Linked DNA regions of Homo sapiens: region 2 is linked to region 1. Evidence: read pairs that join two places in POLR2A ChIA-PET (ENCODE). Cell type or tissue: MCF 10A. All regions are shown on one strand. Links, peaks and the distances in the headings refer to the core of each region. The heading gives the core; the rest is flanking DNA. Region 1 overlaps UMAD1 (UBAP1-MVB12-associated (UMA) domain containing 1). Region 2 has its middle 13 kb from the start of UMAD1.

The links. ChIA-PET counts read pairs that join two places held together with the same protein. Peaks named below come from ENCODE experiments on the same cell type or tissue, not always from the same donor. Only the 100,000 strongest peaks of a DNase experiment are listed, where the experiment ranks them.
Region 2: POLR2A ChIA-PET joins it to region 1 with 5 read pairs; 11 of 35 experiments call an interaction of 5 or more read pairs at or near these places.

The regions. Positions count from the first base shown.
Region 1 is chr7:7,764,209-7,780,332 of GRCh38, forward strand. All of the region lies in intron 2 of UMAD1 (UBAP1-MVB12-associated (UMA) domain containing 1), which reads left to right. Among named protein-coding and RNA genes, the nearest start is that of RPA3, 54 kb to the left of the region's middle. In MCF 10A, for the core only: no CTCF peak of the experiment used is centred there; a DNase peak (open chromatin) is centred at 8,313.
Region 2 is chr7:7,619,443-7,635,566 of GRCh38, forward strand. No RefSeq gene overlaps it. Among named protein-coding and RNA genes, the nearest start is that of UMAD1, 13 kb to the right of the region's middle. In MCF 10A, for the core only: no CTCF peak of the experiment used is centred there; no DNase peak of the experiment used is centred there.

The DNA of each region.
Region 1 (16,124 bases), core at 5,858-10,857:
TTACAATAAAGCAGGGAAGCAGAAATCTCTTACAAATGTCAGTGTTAAGACCACATTTGTCTTATATCAACTTAAGAATGTCCAGACCCATAGCTATCAATATATTGAGTGCTGAAAGAATAGAAGCTGCAGTTCTTAGAATAGGGGAGAATTTAATGTAATAAAAATAATTTTAAAAAATAAAATATCTTTGCTTCGGTTAAGTAGTAAGGCAATATGAAGTTATACAGTGGATATAAGCAACTTGTTGGAAGACAAATTTGTTTAGATGAAGCTGAGACTGTGGAAGGTGAGAGTAGTGTGAACTTGTTCATAGGCAGTTCTCAATACCTAGGCCAATTATGCAGATAGTGAAATAACATCTTAAGGCAGTGATGGGAGCTGGATCACTTGAGGTAAGTTTGGACTGTATGAGGAACTCCATTAGGTAACAGTGCCGGAATTGATTGGAAGCAGTGTGTTTTAACAATGAGGTCATATTTTTAATGTTGTCTATACTGGTCCAATTACTCTGCCCCTTGTTTACAATATGTGATTCAGTGCATATACTCAAGAACCATTCTTATGTCTTGGCAAGGTACCCTGCCCTTTCTCTAAGCACCCTTTTTGATCTTGGCTTCTAGAATTTCTTTGACTGCTTTACTTCTGATCTCCAAAACTGGCCTGCTGTTTCTTTTGAAGCACTTCCTTCCCTGTATGTACCTGCTGTATCTTAGCTCTGATCATGTTTGTACTTCAGCTGTCACTGCCTACTACTGGTGACACCTCTGCTCTGCTCTATTCTTAATATCATTCTTTTTTTTTTTTTAAAGGACATAGAAAATCAGGTATTGTCTTGTTGTCTTTAAGTGTTGACACACTTAAATTCTTGAAGTCCTGTTTTTAGTCTTCCCTTCCCAAATCTGACAAATATATAGCTTTCTACTTATGTCAGTGAGGACAACATCTCACTGATCAAAAATCTCAAGTTCCTTCACTCATATCTTGCCTCTCATCAGTTTACTCTATGTATCTGTCTCTTCTGTGTCTGTCCTTTTTCTTCCAGTAGCCAAATTTTTAACCTCGCCTTGAGATCTTTCTTTCAAAATACTCCTTTGGCTTCGAGTGCAGTACTCCAGTGCTTAAAAACAATAATATTTAATCAATCATACCATAGCTTCAGAAACCATTGATGACTTGTAAAAAGTTCTAATTCTGATTAAATTTTGATTTTTGGCTACTCTTATTTAAAATTTTATGAAAAGTAAATTTATCATATTAAACAAATTTAATAATTTTGGTAGCTTAATATTACAATTCTAAAATTTGCTTTTTAAAATTGAAACTGTTTAGGTCATTGACTTTGTATACTTTTACTGACCCATTAGTCATTTCTTGAGTTTTGTCTCTGTGTCAGGGATTGAGGTAGGCCTGCCCTGAGGGTTATGAATGAGGTGTGGTCTTTGGCCTTAAGAAGCTCACATTCTTGTTATGAGCAATACTTTTGTTGACTGAGAAATCATTAATATGTTCAGTCAATATTTATTGAGCTTCAAACTCTCTGTTAGGCACTGGGGATACAGTATGCTAAGCAAGAGGGGAAACTGGGATTCCTACAGGCTTGTTTAGTAAGCATATATCTATCTGGTTTTATAAATAGAATGTTCTACTCAAAATTTTGGAAATAATTTTTTCCCTCTATTTAGTATCTGAGTTTTTTTTGAATACTTATTAATTTCTTAGTCAACAAAGTAGTCCTTGTATATATAACAAATGGTAGAACAGTTCTCCTCAGTTACATATCGTTGTAATAGTGGAATAAGAATTGTAATCAGAATTAGCCTTCTGGTCATTTGTTTGGGATGGATCTTCTGTTAGAATCCAGATATGGCAGATAGAACCGAAATGTAGCAGTTTCCTTCTTTTAATGTTAACAGTGATTGTGCTAACACATAAGATTATAATAGAGCAGCCTTGTCAATAGCAGCAAAATTTACTTGTCTGTTTTTCTCCCAGAGTACATGTGTAGTTAATCAATTTTTAAAAATATATTTTACTACAAGTTATTGCTTATTCCAGGCATGCCCAATGACATGCTATTTATTACTTCTTTTTGCAGATCCACAGTTTATATTAGGAAATAAAACTTCTACTGTTTAAAATTGAAGTTCATCTGATTAATAAACTGATATTGCCTCAGGTTTCAAACTCCGTAGTGAATAAAATAGGTCCTCGTGTAGTTTAGAAATAGTATACCAGCTGCAAGTCCAGAAAATACTTGCTGTTACTCACATAATAAAAGAACTCCCAAAGCCTTATAATTTATATATTCATAACTGCTTCTTGTTGAATTTCTTCTTCTCAATCATACAGGTGCTGCTTTGGTTTAAAACTTACAGCCCTCTTTAGGCAATCTACAGTTTCTCCAAAGTGTTTAATTTTTTTCCTTCTTATATTGTGAGCTGGTTAATGTTGAAGATAGCACTTCATTTAAAGTTCAAACCTGTGATTGTTTTAAAAACTTACCTAGTATTCATTTTTTCATTTAAATATATATGTAATTTCCTACAAATGTGTACTTGTTTATCTAAGATTTGGACAATTCATTTTAAACCATATTATTCATTTATTTTGAAATATTAAGATCCTGCCATGTTCCAGGCACAGATCCAGATACTGACTGCACATTGGTGAACTCAGCAAAAATCCTTGCCTTTATGGAAACTTACTGTCTGGTGGAATTTATATTTTGGTGGATTCTATAGGCATTCTTGCCTATTCTGCTTTCATAAATCCTCTAGACAGGTATAATATAAGCAACAGTTTCAAGTTCTGTCTTTTAAGGTCCTTTCACCCAAAAAAAAGATGGCATGAGTGTATTGCTTCAGAGATGATCATTACTGTTTATTGTGAATAGTGAGCATTTCAAGAAATTAAGCTCTTTTTTTTTTTTTTGAGACGGACTCTCACTCTGTCACCCAGGCTGGAGTGCAGTGGCACAATCTCGCCTCACTGCAAGCTCCGCCTCCCGGGTTCACGCCATTCTCCTGCCTCAGCCTCCTGAGTAGCTGGGACTAACAGGCACCTGCCACCACACCCGGCTAATTTTTTGTATTTTTAGTAGAGACGGGGTTTCACCATGTTAGCCAGGATGGTCTCGATCTCCTGACCTCATGATCCGCCTGCCTCGGTCTCCCAAAGTGCTGAGATTACAGGCGTGAGCCACCGCGCCCAGCCAGAAATTAAGCTCTTAAACAAAAGTAGGATTAAACAATGTGCGTTGCTAAGCATGTTTATTTTAGGTTTCAATTCCAGAGTAATAGTAGCTGGAAAGCAGCATTTTTACACAATTTAATAAAAGGATAAATATTTTTTCACGAGATCATCAGTAGTTTAATATGGATTTTGTAGTAAAGTGCCAGCTCTGGATCATAATAGCAACAATAACCGTTACCACTCACAACAGTAACAGTTAGGGGCCAGGTACTGGTTTGAAGAGCCTTGTTTATATTTATGAGTTTAAGCCTCAAAATAATTCTTTGAGGTAGATACCATTATTATAACTCTGTATTACATATAAAGAAGCTGAGCCTAAGCAACTTGCCCGAGGTTACAAAGCTAGTGAGAGGCAAGGCTGAGATGAGATCCCAAGCAAGCTGGCTCTTCACCTCTGTGTTCTACTGCCTTATATCCTTAAATACTGTATATGCTTTCTTGCTTCTTCATTCTAGGAATTAGCTGTCTTTCAGATATGTAAATATTAATTTGTGTAGCACATGTCATACTCTGAATGTGAACATGAACATACTGGTTTTTCTATTATGACTTTTTTTTCTTATTCATGACTTTCCTATCTTAGAAAGGCTTCTTTTTAAAATTTCTAGCCCATAGGAACCTGGAAATTTATTTGTTTGGGTTCTTGTGTTTGCTTACTTTTTAATTAATTAATATTATGATTTGTTTTTATATGCCCAATACCCTGGCAGATTTATCAAATTTAAAATGAAAATTTAGTCAAACTCATTGCCTAAAAATTTTATTTTTCTGTACCTCTGGAAAAAAATGGAAACAGAAAAGCAGCCTTCATTCTTCCCATAAAAAGAGAACAAGCATAATTTTGCCAAATGTGTGTTTTGAGAGGGATTTCCTCATTTCTTAACTGCAGTCTAACAGAAGGTTATTTGGGCTTACTTGTCCCACTTCAGACTTCTTACTGGAGCAAGTATTTCTGCCGTTCTGAACTCCACACACTGTTCTCTTACATGTCTAGGCTGTTTGCTTCCTCGGACCATGTTCCTGGATCACTTTCTTCTTCTGCCTATGCATTTCTGCTCATCCTCCGAGATTAAACTGCCATCAGCTTCTCTGAGGAGGCCTGAAAACTCCTCCTGCTCTGGAGGAATTGCTGCCTTCAATGTCGTGCTTCATTTTATTCGCTCATGTGTTTATCAATTAAACTCCTTGAAGACAAGTGTTATTTTTTTTCCTCCTACTTGTTTCACTGCTGAATCCTCAGCACTGAAAGTAGTGCCTGGTATATATTAGATATTTCGTATTTGTTGAATAAATAAATAAATGAATGCATAGTATATTATCGCACTTTACTATATTATATGTAATAATTTTGTACTTTCTCTTCTTCCCCAGACAGTAAGCGTCTTATGTTATTCATCTTTGTATGTTTTCCAGTGTCTATAACATATTAATTAAGTCAGTAGCTGTTTGCTGAATTAATGAGTGAGCAACTAATTAATACCTATAGCTCTCTGTGGTATTAGATGGAGATGATTAAAAGGAGGGGGCTAGAATGAGTGGTGACTAAAAGGACCAGTGCATTGTGAATTTCTGAAGTCTGAATCAAGAAAGGAGGAGCAGAAACACCAAGACCAGATGTCCCTTTTCATTCATCTGTCCAGAAATTTAGCTTTTGTTTGGCTGCAATTTGCACATTTGGGCATACCAGTCAAGCTGAGCTCCAGATACTCATTTGTCTTTTAGGGTAACATGGTTAGGGAAATAGTTGTAGAGATAGGAGCTCTCAGTGAAAACTCAATAAATCTGCTTCTGTCAATTAGGGAGACTAAGTAGCTTTAACTTCCATAAAAATCTCAAAAATAATTGCCCTTTAATGTTCTTTTTTTTAAGTTTTGGAGAACTTTAGAGGATTATGTTTTGAATTTAGATTAGGGAAACAAGGACCTGAGGAATGATATACAAGTTTATTAAACATGATGGGGTGGAGGGGATGCTTGATGATACCCATTATCCCCTTTTCTTCATGCGCCTTAGAGAGCCTCCCCCACTGACAGGATGGGCGTTTGCTGCATATCATATGATTCCTTCCCCAGTGAAATGCTCGTCGAGTGCTTGCTGTGTACCCAGCTTATTGGTTTGGTGGGCTGCCTACCCAGGCCAATCAAATTTATTGTGGAATGTTTCTTTTTGGAGTGAAGGAAGACAGAGGGAAGGAGAGGGGAGTAGGGGGAAGTGCATTTATGTAGAGGAAGCAGCATGTCCTACGACGGAGTCCTGATAGTGTGGCATGTTCTGGAAATGGTACAGTATGTTCATTATGGTTGGAACACACATTCTAGGAGAGGAAGAGGGACTAAATTGCACTGGCCCTGGGGAAATTGAGCTAAATGGATAAAAGTAGGCATTGAGAGCTGTTGGTGATTTATAGCCCATCAGCACCATGATCACACTCTTCCCGCTTCTCCTGCTCACCACCTTTGCAACCAACTTTCCTCTCACTGTGCTGATTGTCTCTGGTACAGATTTATGATTTCCAGCCTCAGCTCAGTGCTCAGGATGACTTTTCTTTCCCTTTTTTATTCTTTCAGACTTATTTCTAATCAGCTGCTTTCTTCATTATTAGTAGTGACTGTTCCAAACTGGAACCGCTGTTCTCAGGCAGTCAGCCCTACTTATCCCCTCATTTTAAAGTAATAATTTACCTCCCTTCTCATATTTCTAAGGAAATAGATAATATCTGGCACATACTCCCTCGGCTTGCCTCCCCTCCGTATTCAAACTTACCTTCATCACATTCATCCTTACCGTCTTTCTTTCTCCCCCAGAGGCAAGTGCATCTATGAAGCCATCCCCTCCTCCAGGGCTCTGGAGCCTGCCTAGCCTGCCTAATGCTCTGGGACCTTGCTCTGTTTATCATTGACTCTCATTCCTTTCTTACCACAGTCCCTTTCCTTCCATCTTATAAACATTTCCCAATCCCCGTTGGCATAAAAACACCACTGTTCTCAAGATACTGCTTGCTTCCCCTTGTTTAAGCAAGAGAGGTAGATGGTCTGAGTATGTAGGAACATTGGCTGTGATGTTGAGGGGTGAGTCAGGGAAGGCAGAAATTAGAGAGAAAAGACCAGTTAGGAGGGTGTCGAATTAAGGTGATGGTGATGGAGAGGAGACAAGTTTGAAAGGCATCTAGGAGGTAGGATTAATTACAATTTGACATTCAGTGATTATGAGAGTTGAAAGAATGATGATTCTTGTGAATTGAGAAAGTACAGAATGAGGAGGTGCACATGTACCCTAAAACTTAAAGTATAATAAAAAAAATGAGGAGCAGGTTTTATGGAGACGATCATGAGTTCACGATCGTCTGGAAGTGTTGAGGTGAACTGCTCTTGGACATCTAGTTGGAGAAATCAGGTAAGCAGTTGAAAGTATGGGGCATATGATGTATAACTTAAGAAAAATATTCGTTATTTAGAAATGGCTTTGGTAATTAAAGATGTCTTGGTGTATCTTGAGTTAGTCTTGGATAAGATCCCCTAGAGATGGAGTGAGAAGAGAGCAACCCTAGAGAGTAACACAGGAGGTGGAGGAAGAGGACCCTGTAAAGGAGCCTGAGAACAAATGGCAGAAAGAAAGAGGGCAAATATGAGGTAAATTTTTGTTAGATGGAGGTTTTTGTTAGTTTTTTTTTTTTTCTTGGAACGCTTTGAGGACAAGGATAATTGTATTGACAGCTTCTAGCAAAACCAGCCTAAGTTGTATATACCCAATAACTATGTATTACATTGCATTATTGACAGGGCTTAATTAAAATAAAGTCTCATCACTTGTTGAGAACTTCCTTTGCCTGAAATCACATATAGCTAGGGTTTTTGGAAGGAATGAGGTTGTAAATGAGACAGTTTGGAAAGGTAAAATATCAATATATTGGAGCTATATGGCAAAGCTGATGGTTAGGGGGTGCCATCGCTGCGGCAGCCACAGGATGTTATTTTCAGTATAAACCTCTTTGCTGATTGAGGTGATTTTGATTGCTGTCAGGTGTGAGAGAATAATCATTGGCTGCTAGCAGTTTTGCCACTGAAGTTGGGGGTTCACAGATCTGAACATTTTCTTGTACTTTAAATCTCCATAATGTTTTATCACATTTGAATTCCATTGCAACCCTCCAGTGATGAGTCAGAATTAAAAGCTGTTCTAAACTAGATTATATTCTTATGTTTCTACAAACAATCTTCTTAAGGGCAGGGATAGAAATTAGAGCAATCAAATAATTCATCCAAAGCCACTGAGGGCATGGTTTGGCCTCACATTAGCTATGGCCCACTTAGGGTCTCCATGGGTGGGGGTGAGAGTGGAGGGGCTGGTGCCTCAGGAGCTGTGCAAGGTTACCCATAGGAGGTGTGCAAAGTCTTAAAACTTCTATTTATAAGCAATTTTATCCTATTCTTAACAACTATTTTTGTATATGTTTAAAAATGTGCATTAGATATTAGTATAGTGCTCCATGCTTGTAGGTATATATATCTATATATATATGATTTACATAAATATGGCAGAAGCATGCTCTAACATTTTGAAATTGACAAGTGTGTGTTTGATTAAAAAAAAATACTTTGGAGACCTCAAGATTAAATTGTGATTACTGTTTGAGCATTGTAAATTAACTGGGAATATTTAGAAGTTTCTTAACAAACTTGTGTCAATCATTTTAGCTATTATTAGATTTCCAGTAATAGCTAAACCTTTGTGTTTTAGTTGCAAAATGCAGATGTGTTTCTTGACCTTAATTCCTTACTATGGATTTTAATGGAGAGCCTTAAAACACAAGTTGAAAACCGTTTGTTGTACTTTTTGTGAATATGCTGAAGTTTTCTCATGAACTAACTAATGCCTCTCCACATACGGTATGTTCTTTGCAGTCATTCTTTAGTCACAGGCAGTTTAAGCTGTTAAATAGTATCTTGCTTTGAAAGGTAGGCGGATGGCATTTCTATCTTCTGGTACATCTGGTAAGTTAATATATACAGTCTCTGAGTATCCTGCAGGGACCTGTTTTTACATGCATACAGGGATGTTTATGTAGAAATCAAAGGCCATGAATCAGAAGAACACAACTCTTGTTTCCAGTGTACTGGAGGCTTGAAAAAATTGGCTTTGAAAAATTGAAAGTAGTGTGGTTTGTTTTTATTGTGGAACCGATCAGGAAGAACAATTTACAGTCATTGCCATTCTTCACAGATGAATGGAGTAGAGGTGCCTGCCTCGTGAAATGGAGCAGCTGCGCCCGTTTTCTCTGGGCTCACAAAAACATTTGCTTTTTAATCGAGAACTTTAGATGGTAGGGTACAGTTTGTTTTCATGATGGAAGTGGTCAGTTGTGCCTTACCAGACAGCTGTAGTGTAATTAAGAAAAACTGTGTGAAAGTGGATTAGATATAACACAAGAAGCCTTTTTTATTTTTTTTTAAAGAGGGGTTTCCCCTTAAATTTATTCATTTTTTTCTTTAATGGTTCAAAGGAGAAATACTGCTATCATTCTGGTCCACAAGATTTTTGCTACTTCAGGATATCATTTAGCTCTAGGAAACATGAGATGCTCTGCTATAGAATAATTGCTTGTTTTTGTAACAAGTGCAAACTAAAAACTACAGGTTTTAAAGATGATTTAGTTTGTGAGAGATTTGCCTTCAAAACAAAGCTTAAAATAAAGAATTGCACAGTTATATTTACATTAACTTTAATGCATTTTAAAAAGTGACCTACTTTTATAATAAAGTTGTGAGGCTGCTTTTTAGACCTGCTTTGTACACAAGTTGCAACATTAGGGGATCTTTAAAAACTGTTAGGGTATTAGCTTTTTAAGACCAGAAACCATGAGAGGAGAAAATTATACTTTTCTTGATAAATTTTAAAATGAGTTAGTCAAATAATAATGAAATAAGCTGTTGAAGTGTTGATGTAGCTAAATGTGCAACATTAGGCTGTCAATTTACTTTGAAGAGCATACACTTACTTTATGCAGCAGACTTTGAAATAAGAATAGAAATGCCTTAATTTGCATCACAGTCTACAGTAGCAAAATGACTTTCAAGGTCAGAGGGAGCTTAATTTCTAAAAAAAAACACAATAACAAAACCAAACAGGAACCTATTGTGTTCACAAATAACCAAGATTTATTTGTACTAGACACTTAACCTTTATAACTTTTTATACAGATTGCCCAACACACTAGAAACCAAACTTTTCATCCTAAGCAAAGTAAAGGTGCCAGTTTCAGGTTTGCTTTAAAACATTTTTATATGTTGATTTTCTGGAGGAGACTCTTAGGCTTTATTTCAGTTAGGGGAATTTGGAAGGCTGGTTGAAGGGAGGAGGTGAGTGAGGAGTTACAGCCCAAATGCTCTTACCATTTCCAGCCTTGCAGCCCTGCCCTGGGAGGTATTATAAGGAGGACGAGTCTATATTAGATTGGTTGGTTTAGAGAAGAACCCTGGCTGCTGTTTCTCTCTGGCTCACTGATGGCGGCTCTCTACTGATTTCTTTTGTCTCTCCTCACCACAGACCCTAAGAAAACACTGAGAATCAGGCCATCCATTCTAAATGGCAAACCATGGCTGCAGCTTGATAGCTGGTGCTTTTTCTGTTTGCAAACTGAGTCCTCAGGTGCACCAAAATCTTCTTCCCCTTTCTCTGAGCAGCTTCTCAGGCTTAGATGCTACTCTGACTTCTCGACAGACTTCTGCTTCTGTAGAACATGAGCAATGTTGTTTAGGAAAGAATGGAGCAGAGTGTGGGGTGGATTAGAAAGGTAGAGTAACAATTAAGAAACTGAGGCAGTTTTTAAGGTCAGAACAATAATGAAGAGCATTGAAGGTAGATAGCAGCAGGATGCAGCAATAGAATTATGGGACATGCTAATTACTAGAATCAGAATCAAAAAATCTGGATTAAAGTTCCAGCTAGCCTAGCGTTGTGGGAAAGCCATTCCCTCACTTTCTGTTTCTTCATGTATAGAGTGGAACCTGTTCTACATACCAAACAAGTTGTAAGTCTCAAAAAAGAAAGAGAGAGAGCTTGAGAATGTGAAAGTGTTGTGAGGTAGTATAGTTATGGAACTGTTTGACCCATTTATGTCCTTTTTTTGGGAACTCTTGACAACCAAGGAAAGAGAATACAAGAAATATTAAATTTTACTAACATAGATTCTTTGTGAGTGCTCTTAAAGCTGTTTGATAATCCCACTACTTATCTCTGTTTGATTCCCAACCCACTGCTTTCTCATAACACCAATTTCAACTCTTGTCATCCTTCTCAAGCCCCAGGCCCAGTTCCTTCTATTTTAGTCTCAGTAGATAAGTTCTTCCCCAATTTTGCCAGGAAGGTTGAGCAAAGCCCTTGAGTTTCCCTGGCCACCATCTCAAAATGTATTTCTTCACTTAATTTCCATCTCACTTTCTGTCTCTTCCTCGCAAAGGTAACCTGTATCCTTATCACATTCTCATCCCATTTCTTCTCTAACCTTTCTTCATCAATTATTTCATGTCTTTCTCTTGTTCTTTTAATCTCCTCTACCGGTCCTTCCTCATAGCCAAGAAACCCTCTTTAAGTTCACTGTCATATGTGTTTCTTCCATTTTCACTGCCAAAATTTTCCAAAGACTGATTTGAGCTCATTCTTTCTTCACCATTCATGCTTTCTTTTGGTCCATTTCAGTATGGCTTCTGTCTGTTCAAATAAGCACATGAAAAGATGCTCAGCATCGGTAGTTATTAGGGAAATGTAAATTAATACTGCAATGAGATACTACTTGATATGGTTTGGCTGTGTCTCTACCCAAATCTCATCTTGAACTGTAATCCCCATAATCATATGTGTCCTGGGAGGGACCCAGTGGGAGGTAATTGAATCATGGGGGCAGTTTCCACCATGCTGTTCTCATGATAGTGAGTGAGTTCTCATGAGATTTGATGGTTTTATAAGTGTCTGGCATTTTCCCTGCTGTCTCTCATTCTCTTTCCTGCCACCCTTTGAAGAGGTGCCTTCCGCCATGATTGTAAGTTTCAAGCCCTCCCCAGCCATGCAGAACTGTGAGTCAATTAAACCTCTATAAATTACCCAGTCTCAGGTATTTCTTCATAGCAGCATGAGAATGGACTAATACACTACTACACCCACTAGAAAGGCTAAAATTACAAAGACTGACCATACCAAATGTTGATGAGGATATGGAGAAATTGGAATTGCACATATTGCTGGTGGGAATATAAAATGTTACAGTCATTTTGGAAGTTTGGCTGTTTGTAAAGGAGGTAAACATATACCTACTATATGATGCAGCTATTCTACTTCTAGGTATTTACTCAGGAGAAATGAAAAAATATACTATGTGATTCCATTTAAATAAAAATCTAGAAAATGTGAACCTATAGTAATGGATAGCAAAGTGGTTGCCTGGGAATGAGTGTATAATGTTGGAAAAATGGATTACAAAGTAATACAAGGAAACTTTTCAGGGGTGATGGATCGTTATGTAGGTTGTGATGATGCCTTCACAAATATATATAAACTCATCAAATTTGATACTTGAAAATGTGTAATTTGTTATACACTATACCAAAACAAAACTATTTTAAAAAATCATAGAACTGCACACTGAAAAGGGTGAGTTTTATAGTATGTAAATTATCCCTCAATAAACCTGACTTAAAAAACAAAACAAAACAAGACATATGGAACCAGGCACAGTGGTATGCACTTGTAGTTCCAGCTACTTGAGAGGCTAAGGCAGAATGATCAGTTGAGCCCAGGAATTCGAAAGCAGCTTGGGCAACATGGCAAGACCCCATCTCTAGAAAAGAAATAAAAATATGAAAATGCAATCAATATGGGGAATGAGAGTGCAAAAAGTAATTGTTAAACGCTAATCTCAAAATATTGCATACTTTGTAAATCCATTTATATAGTATTCTCAAGTGACAGGGTTATACAGATAGAGAGCAGATTAGTGGTAGCCAGGTTTAGGGATAGTAAACCATGGGGAAAACTAGGTGACGGGCACACAGGAATTTTCAGTGTTGTTTTTGCAATTATATGACTAAAGAATCTGTATCACAAAAAGTTTCTTTTGAAAAGGCCTTTTAGATATTGTATTCTCTAATGTGAAACAAAGACAGCATGCCAAAAAATAATCAATCTTTATAATTAAATCTATAATAACGGTTACTCTGCAAACACTTGAAACTAAATTTCATAGAGATGATTACAATTTAACATTGTATTGTTGTAGACAGAAGGCACAGGAAGAATCATTTTCCAATTTCTGATCACCCTATCTAAATGTTCAAAATCTTAAATTCGTTTTGACTAGATAATACATATAAATGGCTAAAAAATATATGAAAAGTAATACACTGAAAAGCCTTCCTCCAACATCTGTCATCGATCCACACAGTTCTTCCTCCTCCAAAAGTAAACTACTACTGTTCATCTTTTATGTATTCTTTCAGAGTTTATGTCTACACGAGCAAATGCAGGTGTATCTTTTTACCCTCCTCCATGCTTGTATGCAAAAGGTAGCTTACTATACCAACTCGTTTTGCGCCATACTTTTTTCACATAACAATGTATCTTAAGACATTTTCAAGGTGGTATGCAGCTTTTTAATTTTTTCTTTTGACAGTTAGTATTGTATTATATGACTGTACCATACTTTATTTACTGATCTCCTGTCTAGCCATTTAGATCATTTCCAGACTTCCGCTTGTAAAAACAATACTACAGGCTGGGCGTGGCGGCTCATCCCTGTAATCCCAGTACTTTGGGTGGCTGAGGCGGGCAAATCACAAGGCCAGGAGTTCAAGACCAGCCTGGCCAACATGGTGAAACCCTATCTCTACTAAAAATACAAAAAATTAGCTGGGCGTGGTGGTGGGTGCCTGTAATCCCAGCTACTCGGGAGGATGAGGCAGGAGAATCGCCTGAACCCGGGAGGTGGTGGTTGCAGTGAGCTGAGATTGAACCACCGCACTCCAGCCTGGGAGACAGTGTGAGACTCCATCTCAAAAAAAAAAAAAAAAAAGAAAAACTACAGTTAATATTCTTATATTTATGTCATTTCATACATGAGCAAATATATATATATATATATATATATATATGTAATTGCCAGTATTTGGCTTTTTAACCTAGAAAAAAATTTATGTTGTTCAGTCTAATATCTGTAGAGTAAATGTTCACATATGTAATTCTTTGAGACAAAATATTTAGCATCCTTTTGATTTTCTGATCTACTTCCAGATACTCGTGATAGTCTGGATGTTTAAAATTTGTAAAAGGGAGTGGGGAACCTTTATTTAAAAGCTCCTTTTCAATATAGTTAAGGGGGAAATACCCATGTACACAGGGCTATTTCTGGAAATCCTTTACCAGTAACTTCATTCAGTAACATATCTAACTCTAACCCTGATCTAGCTGTGTTAGGCTTCCTTGCCTGCTAGTGAAAGCCTTTGCTCTCCCCTTATTAAAAGGCCTGAACATAAAACTCTGAGACTGTTTATCCTTCCCAAGTGGGGCATTGCAGAAAAATATCTTCTTATTCGCTATCAGTGTTACTCTCTATTGATCATCACAATTATTGCAACTTTAATATTATGACATTGTATGTCTTATGCAATATTAGGTTCTCTGAAAAAGGCTTTTTGTACATATGACAAATAGGTGGAGTATGCTCTTCTACACAGTGAGCCAACCAGCCGTCATCTTGGCTTCTCCAAAACTGGTTTTGTGTGTGTGTGTGTGTGTGTGTGTGTGTGTGTGTGTGTGTGTGTGTGTGAGAGAGAGAGAGAGAGAGAGACAGAGAGAGAGCGTAAATATGGCAAAGTTTAACAACTGATGAATATAGGTAAAGGTGAACAGTCTAGAGTGTTCATGGTACTGTTCTTTCAAATTTTCTGTAGATTTAAAGTTTTTCTTTTTTTTCTTTCTTTCTTTTCTTTTTTTTTTAAAGGCAGGTCTTGTCACCCATGCTGGAGTGCAGGGGTGCGATCACAGCTCAATGCAGTTTCAACCTTCTGTGATCATCCAATCTTAGCCTCCTGAGCAGCTAGGGCTACAGGCGTGTGCCACCACAATTGGCTGATTTTTTATATTTTTGTAGAGATGAGGTCTCGCTCTGTTGCCCAAAGTAGTTTCAAATTCATGGCCTCAAGTGATCCTCCTACCTTGGCCTCCCAAAGTGCTGGGATTTTAGGTGTGAGCCACCACACTCAGCCTAATGTTTTTCAAAAGAAAAAGTTGAGAGCATATTCTTTGTTGAGATTATTTATTGTGAATTAGGGGCTGCTGCTTCGTTACCTATTGTGTTCTTTTTTGTTTTGTTTTGGTGTTTCTAGGTTTGAAGACATCTTAGAAATTCCACTTCTAAATAAAAATAAGAATAAATGCTAATAGCAATTTATACTTATTAAGGGTTTCCTCTGTGCCACACGTTAGGCTAAGCATTTTATATGGATGATCTCATGTAAACCTCTTATCAGTCTATTATTATCTTCATCATTTTTCAGATAGGGAAACTCAGGCACAGTGAGGTTAAATAATTTGCCTAAGGTCACACAGCTATCATATGGTAGAAATGCTACTTGCCACCATTTCTATCTCTATATTTCTGTACTTCACCTAGGTTTCATTTGCCCTGGTCTTTATTTTCCTCTGAAGTATTTTGAAGTGAGAGATAGGTTATCCTCTGGCTCAAATTTTTAAAGAATTAACCTAATCCAGATAATAGGATGATGTGAAGGCCTCATGAAAACATAAAAATTGATATAAACAGGAAGAAAAATCTTTTTTTTAAAAAGAGATAGTCTAGCTCTGTCACCCAGGCTAGAGTGCAGTACTACAATCATAGCTGACTTCCTGGGCTCAAGCAGTCCTCCCTTTTCAGCCTCCCCAAGTAGCTGGGACTACAGGTGTTCATCACCACATCCAGCTAATTAACAACAAAAAAAGTTTCTACAGATGGAGTCTCACTATGTTCCCCAGTCTGGTCTCGAAATCTTGGCCTTAAGTGATCCTCCCACTTTGTTTTCCCAAAGTACTAAGACCATCCTTCCACTTTAAAGTACTGAAATTACAGGCATGAGCCACCATGCCCAGCCCCGTTTTTTTCCTCTTCATTTTCTTTTCCTTTATTTCCTTTATTTTACTTTATTTATTTATTTTTGAGACAGGGTCTCACTCTGCCATCCAGGCTGAAGTGCAGTGGCACAATCTCAGCTCACTGCAACCTCCACCTCCTGTGCTCAAGGGATCTTCCCACCTCAGCCTCTAGAATAGCTGGGACTACAGGTGCACACCACCACACCTGGCTAATTTTTGTATTTTTGTAGAGACGGGATTTTACCATGTTGCCCAGGCTGGTCTCAAACTCTTGAACTCAAGCGATCCGCCAGCCTCTGCCTCCCAGAGTGTCAGGATAACAGACATAAGCCACTGTGCCCGGCCCAAGTTTCTTAATATATTAATTTGCCAAGCTCTACAAACAAGAACTGCTTTGTGTACATACAGTAGTCAAAACTTGCTGGTCCCTTTTCTGAGTTTGCTTATTTGTTTATACACTGACTGGCCTGCCAAGGGGCATTATTGTTCTTTTTCTGTATATTTCCTGTACATTTCCCTCTCTGTTGACTCTTTGCTTTCAGAACTTAAACAGGTTCCAGTGTTCCTGTCTTAACAACCATTGCCATTTACTACACACATCCTCTAACCACCCCCATCTCTCTTCTTCAAACTAAGCTCTCCTCATAAACAATTCCTATGAGAGACCATAGGGGTATTTCCCCATTTCCTGCTGGCTCCTCTGTCCCTCCCAACTACCCCCACAGACTGTGCTC
Region 2 (16,124 bases), core at 11,004-16,003, 140 kb before region 1:
TCTGTGTCTGTGTGTGCGTTGGGGGGTGCAAGTCCTGGAGTCCAAAGGTCCAAGAACCAAGAGCTTTGATGTCCAAAAACAGGAGAAGATGGATGTTCAGGCTCAAGAATAGAAAAATTCATTCTTCATCCACCTTTCTGTTTTATCCTGGCACTCAATAGACTGGATGATGTCCACTCACATAGGTGAGGCTGGATTATCTTTACTCAGTCTACTGATTCAAATGTGAATCTCTTCTGGAAACATCCTCACAGACACACCCAGAAATAATGTCTTACCAACTATCTGGGCATCCGTTAGCCCAGCCAGGTTGACACATACAATTAACCACCACAACGTGGCTCAAAAGTCAAGAAGTATAAAGAAAACAAAGTGAAAAGGTTTTTTTTTCATCCCCATCCATTATCTTCCAGTTTCCCCACCCTATCCTCATGGAGTTTGTAGTATATTGAACAGGTAGACCACCAAGAAATTATAATAAGGTACATTCAGTCTTCTCATTATCAGTAATTTTTTACTACGTTTCTGGGTTCTGGGAGGAGGGTGTTACAGAATGCTGAGCTGGGAAGCTTCAATCATGAGATTTTAATATTTATCAATGAAGGGTTTAAAAAGATGGAGAATGAGTTAAAGGAATTAACTGCCACAGAGAAAAATAAAGTGGTCCCTTGTCCTACATCTTGGAATCTCTATTGCGATAATTGCTATGTGTGTGGCAACTTCCTGGAGGTTACTTATTAAAAATGTACCCTGAAGTAATTCATATGTGTCATGCTAATGCCCTGTCCACTTCTTACTAAAATGTATGGGTTAAAATTAACAGTAATACTTTTGTCTGGATACTGAATCCAACTAAGTAGAAATTACTCATTTCTAAGTTGTAATGTATTGTATATAAATGTAACATTGTTATAATACAATTATATGTATACAATGTAAAAATGTAATATATTGTGTATATGTACAAATGTACATTTGTTGTGAAATATTGTGCAATATAATTGTAATATTTTCAAGCCCTATATGAAAAAGCTGTTATTTGCATGACTGTATCCTATGAATAGTTATGGAAATGAATAAATAAGCTTTTTAGAAACAGTTTACAGAGTCATAAACACTTAAATATTTGCGCCTGAATTTTCTCATCAATTCTTTAGGTGTTTTCCCCTAAACAAAAGAATCTGTCTTTATTTTTCATGAAATCACTTTTCTATTTTGGCATACATTTCTTTTTCATTTTAAAGTCTGCAATCTTCATTATATAACCTGCAGGCTATATGAGTGAGGTAATCCACTCTCCCTCTCTGTTGGAGGGAGAATGTTTTCCTGTGCCACTCTGTAATTTGTTTTGCAACAATTATTGCTATTTGTAAGCATATCTTGTAATCACAAGATACATGTAGCTGAATTTAGAATCTGTTGAGAACACAGAAGGCAGCAGCAGTGTTTCTAAATGTCACTGACTTAATGATTTTAACTAATAAAATTTTTAAAGATTCAAATGCATCAACCCAAATCATCCATTTCTGAAATGTATTTTAGATAAATCCCTTGAAGTGTTCTTTTGTTGCAAATGGGTGTCATTATGCATTAGTTTCTTTCTCCAAATCCCTGCAATCCCCTAACCTAATTTCCAATAAGACAATCTATCAGACAATTTATCTCTAGTTCCTGTGTTTTAAAATTATGGAAGCTAAATGTTGTGTTCCAGATTGTTTAGGGAGTCATACCTAGAAGCATTTTGTGCCTTATACTTCTTTCTACTCTTTTGATTAAGAAAACATAAATGTGTATATAACTGGTATATTTTCCAATTATTTTAGGCGAACGTCGCAAATGTATTTTGGCCCTTTTGCGGGGGCCTATTTTTCCTTTTAAAAAGTACCAACCATTCAACTTTGAATAACAGATTATACAGTGGAGCATTATTTTTTTGAAAAATAAATTATCTTAGGTAGAATTTTAGAGTTTGTATATACTCATCATTTATTTTCCCTGTACTGCTTAAAATGTATTCTTAAATTTGTATGTTGGGTCAGGCGCGGTGGCTCACACCTGTAATCCCAGCACTTTGGGAGGCCGAGGCAGATGGATCACAAGGTCAGGAGTTCGAGACCAGCCTGGCCAATATGTGAAACCCCGTCTCTACTAAAAATACAAAACATTAGCCGGGTGTGGTGGCGCTTGCCTGTAGTCCCAGCTACTTGGGAGGCTGAGGCAGGAGAATCGCTTGAACTCAGGAGGTGGAGGTTGCAGTGAATCGAGATCGCACCACTGCACTCCAGCCTGGGTGACAGAGTGAGACTCCGTCTCAAAAAAAAAAAAAAATTATGTTAAATAGGTTTAGGTTATGAGATGAAGAGAAAGTAGGAAAAGCAACATAGAACATATTTTATTGCTATTGAAATGTTATTTTTATTTTCCTTGAAAAGGGATAAAGTGGGATATTAGTGCCAATTTTGGCAGGTGAGTGGTCTGGTGACAAATAACACAGTAATAAATTGATTGTCCCCTTATATCTCCACTGCTAACTGAAGTTTACATTGGGCAAAGAAGATAGAAGCCTTTGCAGCTGCCTTAAATTCTGCTGTGGAAACAAGTGTTGCATATATATATAATTTTTTTTTTTGAGTCACAGTCTCACTCTGTCACCCAGGCTGGAGCACAGTGGCGTGATCTCAGCTCACTACAACCTCCACCTTCTGGCTTCAAGAGATTCTCCTGCCTCAGCCTCCCAAGTAGCTGGGATTACAGGTGCATGCCACCACGCCCAGCTAATTTTTGTAGTTTTAGTAGAGACGAGGTTTCACCATGTTAGCCAGGCTGGTCTTGAACTCCTGACCTCAGGTGATTCACCTGCCGTGGCATCCCAAAGTGCTGGGATTACAGGCGTCAGCCACTGTGCGCAGCCATAAATATATATGTGTTACCTTGAGTTGTTTTCATGACTTACTTACACTGTGGAGAGTGAAGGAAATTGCTCAGTGGGTCAATTCCTTGAGGTCACCGAGTCCCAACAGAAATAGTCCACAAATTCCCCTGGTTTAGAGGCAATGATTTCTAATTCCTAGCTCCCCACTTGGTCCACCGTATGTTCATCTGGAAAACATTTAGTCATTTCCAAGGAGATTCTAAAATGAGGCAACTCGTGGTCAACTGTCTGCCTTTCATAACAGGTCAATCAAATATATGACCAACAAAGACATACATTTCTGAGCCATATGGAAAAAATAATTGACTAAATGGGACCCTGATCACTTAAAAGAATAGATGCGTCTCTTAAAAAGAAAATGTATTCTCTCATCAGTTCCAATATTTTCATAACATTTAAAGCTCTCAAATGCTAAATAAAAATATGAAAACATTTGAGTGAAATGTGGCACTGTTTCTGATTTTCTGTAAGGTTATGATAAATTTACTTGACACAATTTAACTTTAAATGATCATGTCGTGTTAAGCAGAATTAAATTAATGAAAATAAATGTCACCATCTAAATAATAAATATTTCCTAATTGAGTAGCTAAGGTAAAAATAATGCTAAATTATCTAGTTTTTTAATTAGTAATTATTCAACAGAAGATTTCTCCCTGCTAATTATCTTTCAAGATTCAGATGAAAAGATACTAAGATCTTTTAACAAAACCATTCATTTAAGCCCATTATTAAACAGACTATATTACCTTAACATTTTATGGTATGAAATTCTCACAGTCAAAATCATTGGCTTGTTTTCCTGGGTAATATTTCAAACTCCTGTGAAAAATGAATAGTTGCTTAGAAAAGGGGGCTAATTAAGTCATAGTGTCATTTACGGCATTGCCCAAAACTGTCACTCTGCTCACATATTTTCCTTCAACTTACAGGCCTCGCTATTTTCTGATAACTGTTTGGAAGTTTTCTGAATTTTGCATCTTGAATACCTCACTGTTGTTCTTTATCTGCCCACCGAAGAGACAATCATGTTGAAATTGCATTTTTTAATATGCAAAAGCCACAGTATTTGTCTAAAATTTACATTCTGTAATATGTAAGGAAACAATAGTATGCAAACTACAGTTTTATCCTTGCAATCAATATGAATGTATTACACTACAAATTGTTTATGGCCTACACTTCTGGCCTTCATTAGCCATCTCAAAATGTCATGCTGTAGGTCAAATGGGGTCATAAAGAACATAAGTGGCTTACCTCAAACCAACATCACTATTAGAAAGTAACTTAAAACACATGCTTTGTTGGTATTTTAGATTTAACATCATCTTCTTAGGAAAGATAACCTGTGGTTCCAGAATTATTAATTTTTTTAGCAACCTATCAGAATCAAATTCTATGCAAATTAAATAAGAAACCAAATTGGAGTTTCACTAAATAGAACCTACAGAATTTGCTTGTTGTTAATGCTGGTGGATTTCTTTGAAACCTTAGACTAGTTAAATATTAAATAGCTAGTAAGAGTGGAGACATTTCTAGAGATTATACTAGACAGCTGTCGACTGAGATTTCATAGGGCAGATTTTAGACCTTATTTGTATCTCCAGTAGTTAGCCCAGGATTTTTACTCAAAGTGCTTGTTAAATAATATAATGCATATTAAATTAATACCTTAAAAAGACAACCTCACTCTAGAAAAACAAAAGACAACCTCAAAATTCTATAAATTTAGTAATAATACTAGGTGATCATTCAGAGCACTTAACTCACCTTATGAAGAGGTGCTTTCGGAGTTGTGTTCAATTTTGTCACTTTCAGATGAAAATAAAAGTGAACACTGGAAGAACATTTGTAAAATTACAGCTAAAGACAACCATATTGTAGTTCATCATTCATTCCCTACATTAGATTGTGCTTGATATTTCTTCAAAAATTCAATGTTAGTAAAAAGTTTGATTGTCCTAGTGAATTTAATGATATTAAAACTCTATAACCTATTGTTCTTTTCCTTTCTTAGCTTCCCAGGAAGACTCGGGGCTAAATTCAATGCCTAATTATATTTTCTATATTAGTTTGGGTGTTTTTGTAGTTACCATTTCCTTTTTTCAATGTTTCCCTTTTTATTTTTATAGTTTAATCCTTTTTAGAAATGTGTGCTGTATATTATGAATTAATGTCAGTTTTTTATTCTTAATCCTCATTTTTCAATTGTTTGTTTTTGAGCTTTCAAAACACATTGTTCACTACTCCTTGAAACTTTTTTTTTTTTTTTTTGAGACAGAGTTTTGCTCTGTTGCCCAGGCTGGTGTGCAGTGGCACAATCTCGGCTCACTGCAGCCTCCGTCTCCCGAGTTCAATGAATTCTCATGCCTCAGCCTCCCGAATAGCTGGGATTATAGGTGTGCACCACCATGCCCACCTAATTTTTTGCATTTTTAGTAGAGGCAGGGTTTCTCCATGTTGCCCAGGCTGATCTCAAACTCCTGGACTCAAGTGATCCAACTGCCTTAGCCTTTCAAAGTGCTGGGATTACAGGTGTGACCCACCACACCAGCTGAAACTCTCTCTTCCTTGCCTTTCACTATATTCTTTCAGTCAACAAATATTTATTGAATACTTAATTGTTGTCAGGCACTGTTGTGATTCCTCTCCCAATTCAATGATCCTCTTCCTCATCCCACTTACTCTCAGTTCTGCCCCATATATGGTGCAGGTCCACCAAGGTTCTGTCATTTATTTTATGATGTTCTCAATTCTGCACTCTGTGCCTTGATTTAGGAACACAATCCCTTACTTGAAACTTTTGAAGCCACATATGCTTCAAAATTCTGAATTTTTGGATTTTAGCAAAGTCATAGATTGTAACAACCATATATTTTGTAACACTTTACACAGAGAGGGGCAGCACTCTTTAATCAAATATATTAATATTTCTGCAATGAAATATATGAATGTTTACACAAACCGAGATAGGGACTATGACTACTATAGTAGTATATATAGACTATAACCCTCACTGCATTTTTTTTTTTTTTTTGATACAGGATCTCACTCTGTCACCCAGGCTGGAGTACAGCGGCACAATCTCGGCTCACTGCAATCTCCGTCTATGGGGTTCAAGCAATTCTCCTGCATCAGCCTCCTGAGTAGCTGGGATTACAGGTGCCCACCACCATGCCCGGCTAATTTTTGTATTTTTGGTAGAGATGGGATTTCACTATATTGGCCAGGCTGGTCTCGAACTCCTAACCTCAGGTCATCTGCCCGCCTCAGCCTCACTACAATTCTTACCAGGTGTTGCGGCTAAATGAGTTCTGTCTTAGAAAATGCTTTTGCTTTTCAAACCATTTTCGATTTTGAGATTGCAGATAAGGGATGATTTACCTCTTAAACTTTTCCTACTTTAAATATATTAAGCAAATTTTGTCTCGAATCTGTCTGGTCCTACATTTCCAAATACCTTCTAGACATCTTTACAAAAGGACCTATCAAATACTTTAATTTGTACCAAAGCAAATGTATTGCCTTCTAACCCACTGATCTCTTTCTTGGTTGTCATTCTGTTTAACTCTTTAGCATCATCACTGAATCCTATGGAATCCATCATAATAGTTCTTGAACTCCTTGCCTCCTATCACCCGCCCCAATATTCACGTAGGTTCTTTTCTATTTTCCCTAAGCTTCGGCCAGCTTGAGAAATAAAGGGACCGAGTACAAAAGAGAAATTTTAAAGCCGGGCGTCCAGGGGAGACATCACATGTTGGTAGGTTCCATGATGCCCCCCAAGCCGCAAAAACCAGCAAGTTTTTATTAGGGATTTTCAAAAGGGGAGGGAGTGTGTGAATAGGTGTGGGTCACAGACATCAAGTACTTTACAAGGTAACAGAATATCGCAAGGCAAGTGGAGGCAGGGTGAGATCACAGGACCACAGGACCGGGGTGAAATTAAAATTGCTAATGAAGTTTCAGGCACCATTGTCATTGACAACATCTTATCAGGAGACAGGGTTTTGAGAGCAACTGGTCTGACCAAAAATTTATTAGGCAGGAATTTCCTCTTCCTAATAAGCCTGGGAGCACTATGGGAGACTGGGGTCTATTTCACCCCTACAGCCTCGACCATAAGAGACGGGCACACCTAGGGTGGCCGTTTATAGGCCTATACCCCCAGGCGCATATTCTCTTTCCCAGGCATGTTCCTTGCTGAGAAAAAGAATTCAGCGATACTTCTCCCATTTGCTTTTGAAAGAAGAGAAATATGGCTCTGTTCAGCCCAGCTCACAGGTGGTCAGAGTTTAGGGTTATCTCTCTTATTCCCTGAACAATTGCTGTTATCCTGTTCTTTTTTCAAGGTGCCCAGATTTCATATTGCTCAAACACACATGCTCTACAATTTGTGCAGTTAATGCAATTATCACATGGTCTTGAGGCAACATACATCTTCCTCAGCTGACAGGATTAAGAGATTAAAGTAAAGACAGGCATAGGAAATCACAAGGGTATTGGTTGGGGAAGTGATAAGTGTCCATGAAATCTTCACAATTTACGTTTAGAGATTGCAGTAAAGACAGGCATAAGAAATTATAAAAGTATTAATTTGGGGAACTAATAAATGTCCATGAAATCTTCACAATCCATGTTCTTCTGCCATGGCTTCAGCCGGTCCCTCCGTTTGGGGTCCCTGACCTCCCGCAACAATTGTCACAGTTCTGACAATGGTGCAGGCCTTCATTACCTCTCCTCTCAGTTTTGTGACTTCTCAAACTAGGCTAGATAGGCTAATTTATTCATGCACTATGTTAGACATTGGCAAATACCAATAAGGCAGGCTTAACTTCAGGTTCCCCATTTATAGGGACCTCTTCTTAGTGGGGAAGGCTAATTAAAGGATTAAATAAATTAGGGAACGTTTGGTACAATGGGCTATTTTGCAACCATTAAAGACAATGAGATTATTCTATATGTCAGTTGCCAAGACATATTAAGAAAAAACGCGTCCGGGCGTGGTGGCTCACGCCTGTAATCCCAGCACTTTGGGAGGCTGAGGCGGGTGGTTCACGAGGTCAGGAGATTGAGACCATCCTGGCTAACACGGTGAAACCCCGTCTCTACTAAAAATACAAAAAAATTAGCTGGGTGTGGTGGTGGGCACCTGTAGTCCCAGCTACTTAGGAGGCTGAGGCAGGAGAATGGCGTGAACCCGGGAGGCGGAGCTTGCAGTGAGCCAAGATCGTGCCACTGCACTCCAGCCTGGGCGACAGAGCGAGACTCTGTCTCAAAAAAAAAAAAAAAAAAAAAAATTGCACATTGCAGAATAGTGTATTGAGGTCCTATGAACACATAGTTTGCCTATATAGAGAAAGTCCTGGAAAGCTATATACAAAAACATGCATATTAAATTAATACCTTTAAAAGACAACTTCACTCTAGAAAAAACAAAAGACAACTTCAAACTTCTATAAATTTTGTAATAATACTAGTTGATCACTCAGAGTATTTACCTCACCTTATGAAGAGATGCTTTCAGAGTTGTGTTTAATTTTGTCACTTCTAGATGAAAATAAAAGTGACCATTTGAAGAACATCTGTAAAATTACAACTAAAGACAACCATATTGTAGTTCACCACTGACAGCACTGTCTCTGGAAAGACAATGTGGACTTTATTTTCTGATTTTTCCTTTTTTAGTGTTGTAAGTTTTAAAAGAATATGTATTTTAATCTGAAAAGGGATTATCAAATTAAATGTGATGAGAGATATGAATAAATAAATATAATGAAGAAAGGAATATAACACGAAGTGGCCGGGCACAGTGGCTCGCGCCTGTAATCCCAGCACTTTGGTAGGGCAAGGCGGGCAGATTGCTTGAGTTCAGGAGTTCAAGACCAGCCTGGGCAAAAATAACAAAACCCTGTCTCTACCAAAAATACGAAATATTAGCCAGGCATGGTGGAGCACACCTGTGGTCCCAGATACTTGGGGGACTGAAGTGAGAGGATCGCCTGACCCCAAGAGGTCAAGACTGCAGTGAGCTGAGATCATGCCACTGCACTCCAGCCTGGGCAACAGAGTGAGGCTCTTGTCTTAAAAGAAAAAAAAGGTGGAAATATAGCACAAAGTAACTAACTCAGGCTAAGTTATGAAAATCTTAGAAAATGCTTTCCTTTGAGTACAGCAACAGACATTCCAATCAGAGCAAACAGCAGATTCGGTGGTACTCATTTCTTAAAGGGTACAGTGTGTCTGGGAACAGCAGATTGGGTGCTGGAGAGTAGCTTCAAGGGGAAACCAGATTTGACACTGATGTTAGATATGGAAGATAGTGAAAAGGACTGGAGATAGTCAAGTGTTTCTGGGCAACTGGGTGGCTTATGGTAGCTTTAAAAGAAACAGGGCTAATCAAAACCACAGTGAGATGCTACTTCAGAGCCATTAGTGCAGTTATAATAAAAATAAGTCAGTGAAGGGTTTCAACTTTTGGTAATATGGACCTGCTCTAGTCAGTGGAGAGCCTCTGGAGGTTGTTGATTTTTAAATAAAATACTTTTTTTTTATTTTGGAGTAATTTTAGATTTGCAGAAAAGTTACAAAGATAGTACAGAGAGTTATCATATAAGCCCTCAACCAGTTTGTCTCCCTTAATGTTATCTTACGTTATCACGGTATATTTGTCAAAACTAAGAAACCAACATTGGTAAATTATTATTACCTGAATGCCAGTCTTCATTCAGATTTCACCGGTTTTTCCATTAGTGTGCTTTTTCTTTTCCAGGAGCCAGTAGAGGATCCCACATAACATTTAGTTGTCTTGGTCTCTGTAATCTCCTCACTCTGAGTTTCTCTTCTCAGTCTTTCCTTGTTTTTCATGAACTTGACAGTTTTGAGGGGTACTGATCAGAAAGTTTGTCGAATATCCCTCAATTTGGGTTTGTCTGACATTTTCTCATTATTAGACTGGAGGTACGGGTTTTAGAAAAAATATCACACAGGTATTTTTATCACATTATTTTAGAGGACACATCACTGCTGATGTTAACCTTGATCACTTCATTTAGGATGTTTGCTAGGTTTTTCCACTGTAAGCTTCCCAGAAAGCTTTTCCTTTCCATGCTTCTCAGGCTTTTAAGCTTTACATTATATTACAAGCAGTGTTTAATGCGATTTTTTTGGCTGGATGATGGGAAGAGGGTGGAAAAAAGAAGGTCAGTTACATAGCTAAGGTTGTCGTAATAATTCAAGTGACAGAGGACAAGCACTTGGACTTCTAGTGGCTATAGTAGATAGTAAAATGGATTGGAGATATTCAAGTGTTTCTGGGCAACTGGGTGGCTTACGGTAGCTTTAAGAGAAACAGGGTAAGTCAAAACCACAGTGAGATACCACTTTATACCCATTAGGAAAGTTATAATAAAAAGTCAGATAATAAGAAGTGATGGTGAGGATGCAGAAAAATTAGAATCCATATACACTGCTGATGGGAATGTAAAATGGTGTGGCCACTTTGGAAAACAGTCAGGCAGTTACTCAAAAAATTGAACATTTTACTATTTGATGCAGCAATTCCACTTTTAGGTACATACTTGAGAAATAGAAACACAGGTACACATAAAAATGTATACGCGCATCTTCATAATGGCATTACTCATTATAACCAAATGGCAGAAACTACCCAAATGTCCATCAATTGATGAATGAACAAAATGTGGTATATCTTATTCAGCCATAAAAAGGGTGGAAACACTAACATGCTATGTTACAACACAGATGAACTTTGAAAATGCTATGCTAAGTGAAAGAAGCCAATCACAAAAGACCACATATTATGATTCCATTTGTATGACATGTCCAGAATGGAGACAAATCTAGAGACAGAAAGTAGATTAATAGTTGCTTAGCACTGGGGGAGTGGGTGGATGGTGGAGGGATCAGGCTATGACAGGGCAAATGGTATGAGGTTTCCTTTTGGGGTGATGAAAATGTTTTCAAATTGATTATGGTGATGGTTATACAACCCTGAATACACTAAAAGCCATAGAATTGTACACTTGAATTTCGTAAATTGTATGATATGTAAATTACATCTCAATGAAATTATTACCAAAAAAATCTGTAACACATGGCAGGGGAACCATACTTGTTCAAACTACACTCATTCAAATCAAAGTGCTGGTGGGACACCCAGGTGGAGCAGCTGAAAACTTAGGTTGGGGCTAGAGATATGGCACCACAAATCATTAGCATAAAGGATTCACTCAGTAGAAAACAAGGTAATTCATTTAGTCCAATTTACTAAATATAGTAGCTGAAGGGAAGGTTTCAAGCAGGGCAACTTCAACATTTAATAGCACTGAATTTTCAGGGGTTAACACAGAACTGAGGACTGACTCTGATATGGTTTGGCTCTGTCTCCCCACTCAAATCTCATCTCAAACTGTAATCTCCATGTGTTGAGGACAGAGGTGATTGAATCATGGGGGTGGTTTCCCCCATGCTGTTCTCATGCTAACAAGTGAGTTCTCAAGAGATCTGATGGTTTTATAAGGCAGTTTTCCCTGCTCTTGCTTGCTCTCTCTCTCCTGCTGCCTTGTGAAGGTGTCTGCTTCTCCTTCTGCCATGATTATAAGCTTCCTGAGACCTATCCAGCCATGTGGTACTGTAAGTCAGTTAAACCTCCCTTGTTTATAAATTACCCATTCTTGGGTAGTATAATATCTTTATAGCAGTGTGAAAATGGACTCATACAGTTAACTGGTACCAGAAGTGGGGTACTGCTATAAAGATATAGAAAATATGGAAGTGACTTTGGAACTGGGTAATGGGCAGAGTTTGAAATAGTTGGAGGGCTCAGAAGAAGAAAGGAAGATGTGGAAATGTTTAGAACTTCCTAGAGACTTGTTGAATGGTTTTGACCAAAATGCTGATAGTGATATGGACAATGAAGTCCAGGCGGAGGTGGTCTCAGATGGAGATGAGAAACTTATTGGGAACTGGAGCAAAGGTCAGTCTTACCATGCTTTAGCAAAGAGACTGGCAGCATTTTGCCCCTGCTTTAGAAATCTGTGGAACTTTGAACTTGAGAGAGATAATCTGAAATTGGAACTTATGTTTAAAAGGGAAGCAGAGCATAAGGTTTGGAAAATTTGCAGTGTGACTAAGAGATGGAAAAGAAAACCCATTTTCTGGGATGAAATTCTAGCAAGCTGCAGAAATTTGCATAAGTAATGAGGAGCCAAATGTTAATTGCCAAGACAATGTGGAAAATATCTCCAGGGCATGTCAGAAATCTTGGTGGCAACCCCTCCTATCACAGGCCTGGAGACCTAAGAGGAAAAAAATGGTTTCCTGTGCAGGGCCAGGTGCCCGCTGCTATGTGCAGCCTCAGAACTTGGTGCCCTGCATCCCAGACTTTCCAGCCCCAGACACAGCTAAAAGGGGCCAAGGTATAGCTTGGGCTGTTGCTTCCAAGGGTGCAAGCCCAAAGCCTTGGCAGCTTCCACATGGTGTTGGGCCTGCAGGTGCACAGAATTCAAGAGTTGAGGTTTGGGAACCGCCACCTAGATTTCACAGGATGTATGGAAATACCTGGATGTCCATGCAGAAGTCTGCTGCAGGGGCAGAGCCCTCATGGAGAACCTCTGCTAGGGTATTGCATTAGGAAAATGTGGGATTGGAGCCCCCACAAAGAGTATCCACTGGGGCACGCCTAGTGGAGCTGTGAGATGAGGGCTACCATCCTCCAGACCCCAGAATGGTAGCTCCACTGATAGCTTGCACCTTGTGCCTGGAAAAGCCAAGGACACTCAGTGTCAGCCTGTGAAGGAGCTGCCCAAGGCCATGGGAGCCCACCCCCTTACATCAGCATGCCCACGATGTGAGACATGAAGTCAAAGGAGATTATTTTGGAGCTTTAATAGTTAACGACTGCCCTGCTGGATTTTGGACTTGCATGGGGCTATGGGGTTTTGGTCAATTTGTCCCATTTGGAATGGGAGCATTTATCTGATACCTGTACCACCATTGTATTTAGAAAGTAACTAACTTCCTTTTGATTGTACAGGCTCATAGGTGGAAGGGATTGCACTTGCCTTACCTCAGATAAGACTTTGGACTGTGGACTTTTGAGTTAATGCTGAAATGAGTTAAGGCATGGGGGGCTGTTGGGAGGGAAGGCATGATTGGTTTTGAAATGTGAAAAGACATGAAATTTGAGAGAGGCCAGGGGCAGAATGATACGGCTTGCTCTGTATCCCCAACCAAATCTCATCTTGAATTGTAATACCCATTATCCCCATTTGTCAAGGGAGAGAGACCAGGTGGAGGTAACTAACTATATCATAGAGCGGTCCTCCCATGCTGTTCTCATGATAGTGAGTGAGTTCACAATGAGATCTGCTGGGTTTTTTTCTTTGTTTGTTTTGAGATGGATTCTTGCTCTGTCAGTAAGCGGGATCTCAGCTTACTGTAACCTCTGCCTCCTGGGTTAAAGCGATTTTCCTTCCTCAGCCTCCTGAGTAGCTGCACGCACCACCATGCCCAGCTTTTTGTATTTTTTTGTAGAGATGAGGTTTTGCCATGTTGGGAAGGCTGGTCTTGAACGTCTGACCACAAATGATCCATCCACCTCGGCCTCCCAAAGTGCTAGGATTATAGGAGTGAGCCACTGTGCTCAGCTGATCTGATGGTTTTATAAGGCAGTTTTCCCTGCTCTTGCTCTCTCTCTCTCTCCTGCTGCCTTGTGAAGGTGCCTGCTTCCCCTTCCACCATGACTGTAAGTTTCCTGAGGCCTCCCCAGCCATGTGGAATTGTGAGTCAATTAAGCCTCCTTTGTTTACAAATTACCCATTCTCGGGGATCATCTTTATAGTAGTGTGAAAATGGATTAATGTAGACTCCTCTGGCATTCAAGACAACACTGTTATTGAGACTGACTGATGTCTCTCCTCATTTTCAACTAGTCTCTGAATGAGAATACATTCTGAGAAATGAACCATTAGACAAATTCATTATCGTGTGAACCTCACAGAACATACTTACACAAACTTAGATGATATATGCTATTGCTCCTGGGCTCAAACCTGTACAGCATGTTGTTGTACCGAAGACTTTGTGCAGTTTTAAAAGAATGGTCAGTATTTGTATATCTAAACGTAGAAAAGATACAGTAAAAATATGGTATAGCCCAGGCACAGTGGCTCATGCCTGTAATCCTAGCATTTTGGGAGGCCGAGGTGGGCACATTACTTGAGGTCAGGGATTTGATACCAGCCTGGCCAACATGACGAAACCCCATCTCTACTAAAAATTCAAAAATTAGCCAGGCTCAATGGTGGTCGACTGTAATCCCTGCTACTCAGGAGGCTAAGGCAAGAGAATCTCTTAAACCTGGGAGGCAGAGGTTGCAATGAGCCAAGATCATGCCACTGTACTCCAGTCTGGGTGACAGAGCAAGGCTCCATCTCAAAAAAAAAAAAAAAAAAAATTACAGTATAGAAGATTAAAAAATGAGTTCAAGACCAGACCGGGTAACATAGTGAGACCCCATCTCTACCAAAAAATACAAAAATTCACTGGATGTAGTGGTGTGTACCTGTAGTCCTAGCTTCTCAGGAGGCTGAGGTGGGAGACGCACTCCTGTCTGAGCAACAGAGCAAGACCCTGTCTTTAAAAGAAAAAAAAAAAAGATACACCTGTATAGGGCACTTACCATAACTTGTGCTTGCAGACTGAAAGTTGCTTCCAGGTGTCAGTGAGTGAGTGGTGAGTAATGTGAGGGCCTAGGACATTATTGAACCCTACTGTAGACTTTACATACTTAGGCCACACTAAATTTATAAAAATATATTTTTCTTTCTTCAATAATAAATTAACTCTTGCTTATTGTAGCTTTTTTAATTTATGCACTTTTAAATTTGTTTTAACTTTTCTTTTTTGGATGGGGTCTTGCTGTGTTGCGCAGGCTGAAGTACAGCAGCATGATTGTTGCTCACTGCAGCTTCGAGCTCCTGGGCTTGAGCTATCCTGCCACTTCAGCCTCCCAAGTAGCTGGGGCTATAGGCATGCACCACCACACATAGAACACAAAAAAGGTACAGTAGGGCAGGTGCGGTGGCTCATTCCTGTAATCCCAGCACTTTGGGAGGCCAAGACAGGCAGATCACGAGGTCAAGAGATTGAGACCATCCTGCCCAACCAACATGGTGAAACCCTGTCTCTACTAAAAATACAAAAATTAGCGGGGCATAGTGACACACGCCTGTAGTCCCAGCTACTCGGGAGGCTGAGGCAGGAGAATTCCTTGAACCCGGGAGGCAGAGGTTGCAGTTAGCTGAGATCATGCCACTGCACTCCAGCCCAGGTGACAGAGCGAGCCTCCATCTCAAAAAAATAAGTAAATAAATAAAAAAGGTACAGTAAATTTTTTAAAAACATTTCACTCTTTTTGAATAACACTTAGCTTAAAACACGCTGTACAGCTGAACAAAAATATTTTTCTTTGTATTCTTATGAACTTTTTTCTATTTCCAAAATTAAATTTTCTTTTTACATTTTAACTTTTTTGTTAAAAACTAAAACACAAGCACACACACTAGCCTAGGCCTATACAGGATCATCAATATCACTGTCTTCTACCTCCATATCTTGTCCCAGTGGAAGTTCTTCAAGGGCCATAACATGCAGGGAACTGTCATCTCCTATAACAAGGTCTTCTTTGGGAAGACCTCCTGAAGGACTCTCCTGAGGCTGTTTACAGTTACCTTTTTTCCTGTAAGTAGGGGTACAGTTTAAAATAATGATAAATAGTAAACACATAGCCAGTAACATGGTATTTTATTATCAAGTATCATGTACCATACATAATTCTATGTGTCATACTTCTACATGCAGCCTACTGTGCGGCTTGTTTACACCATCATCACCACAAACATGTGAGTAATGCATTGTGCTAAGATGTTACGATGCCTTTGTCTTTAGACAGGAATTTTTCAGTTCCATTATGATCTTATGGGACCACCATCATATATGCAGTCTGTCATTGACCAAAGTCATTATACAGCGTATAAACTGTACAGTTGTCTTCATTTCATGTAACAGAATGCTTTACCGTAAATGGCTATGGCAATGCCCCTCAAGTAATGAGCAGAGTATTTTTGGATGACAGAAGTTGAAATTTAAGATTACACTAATTAAAACT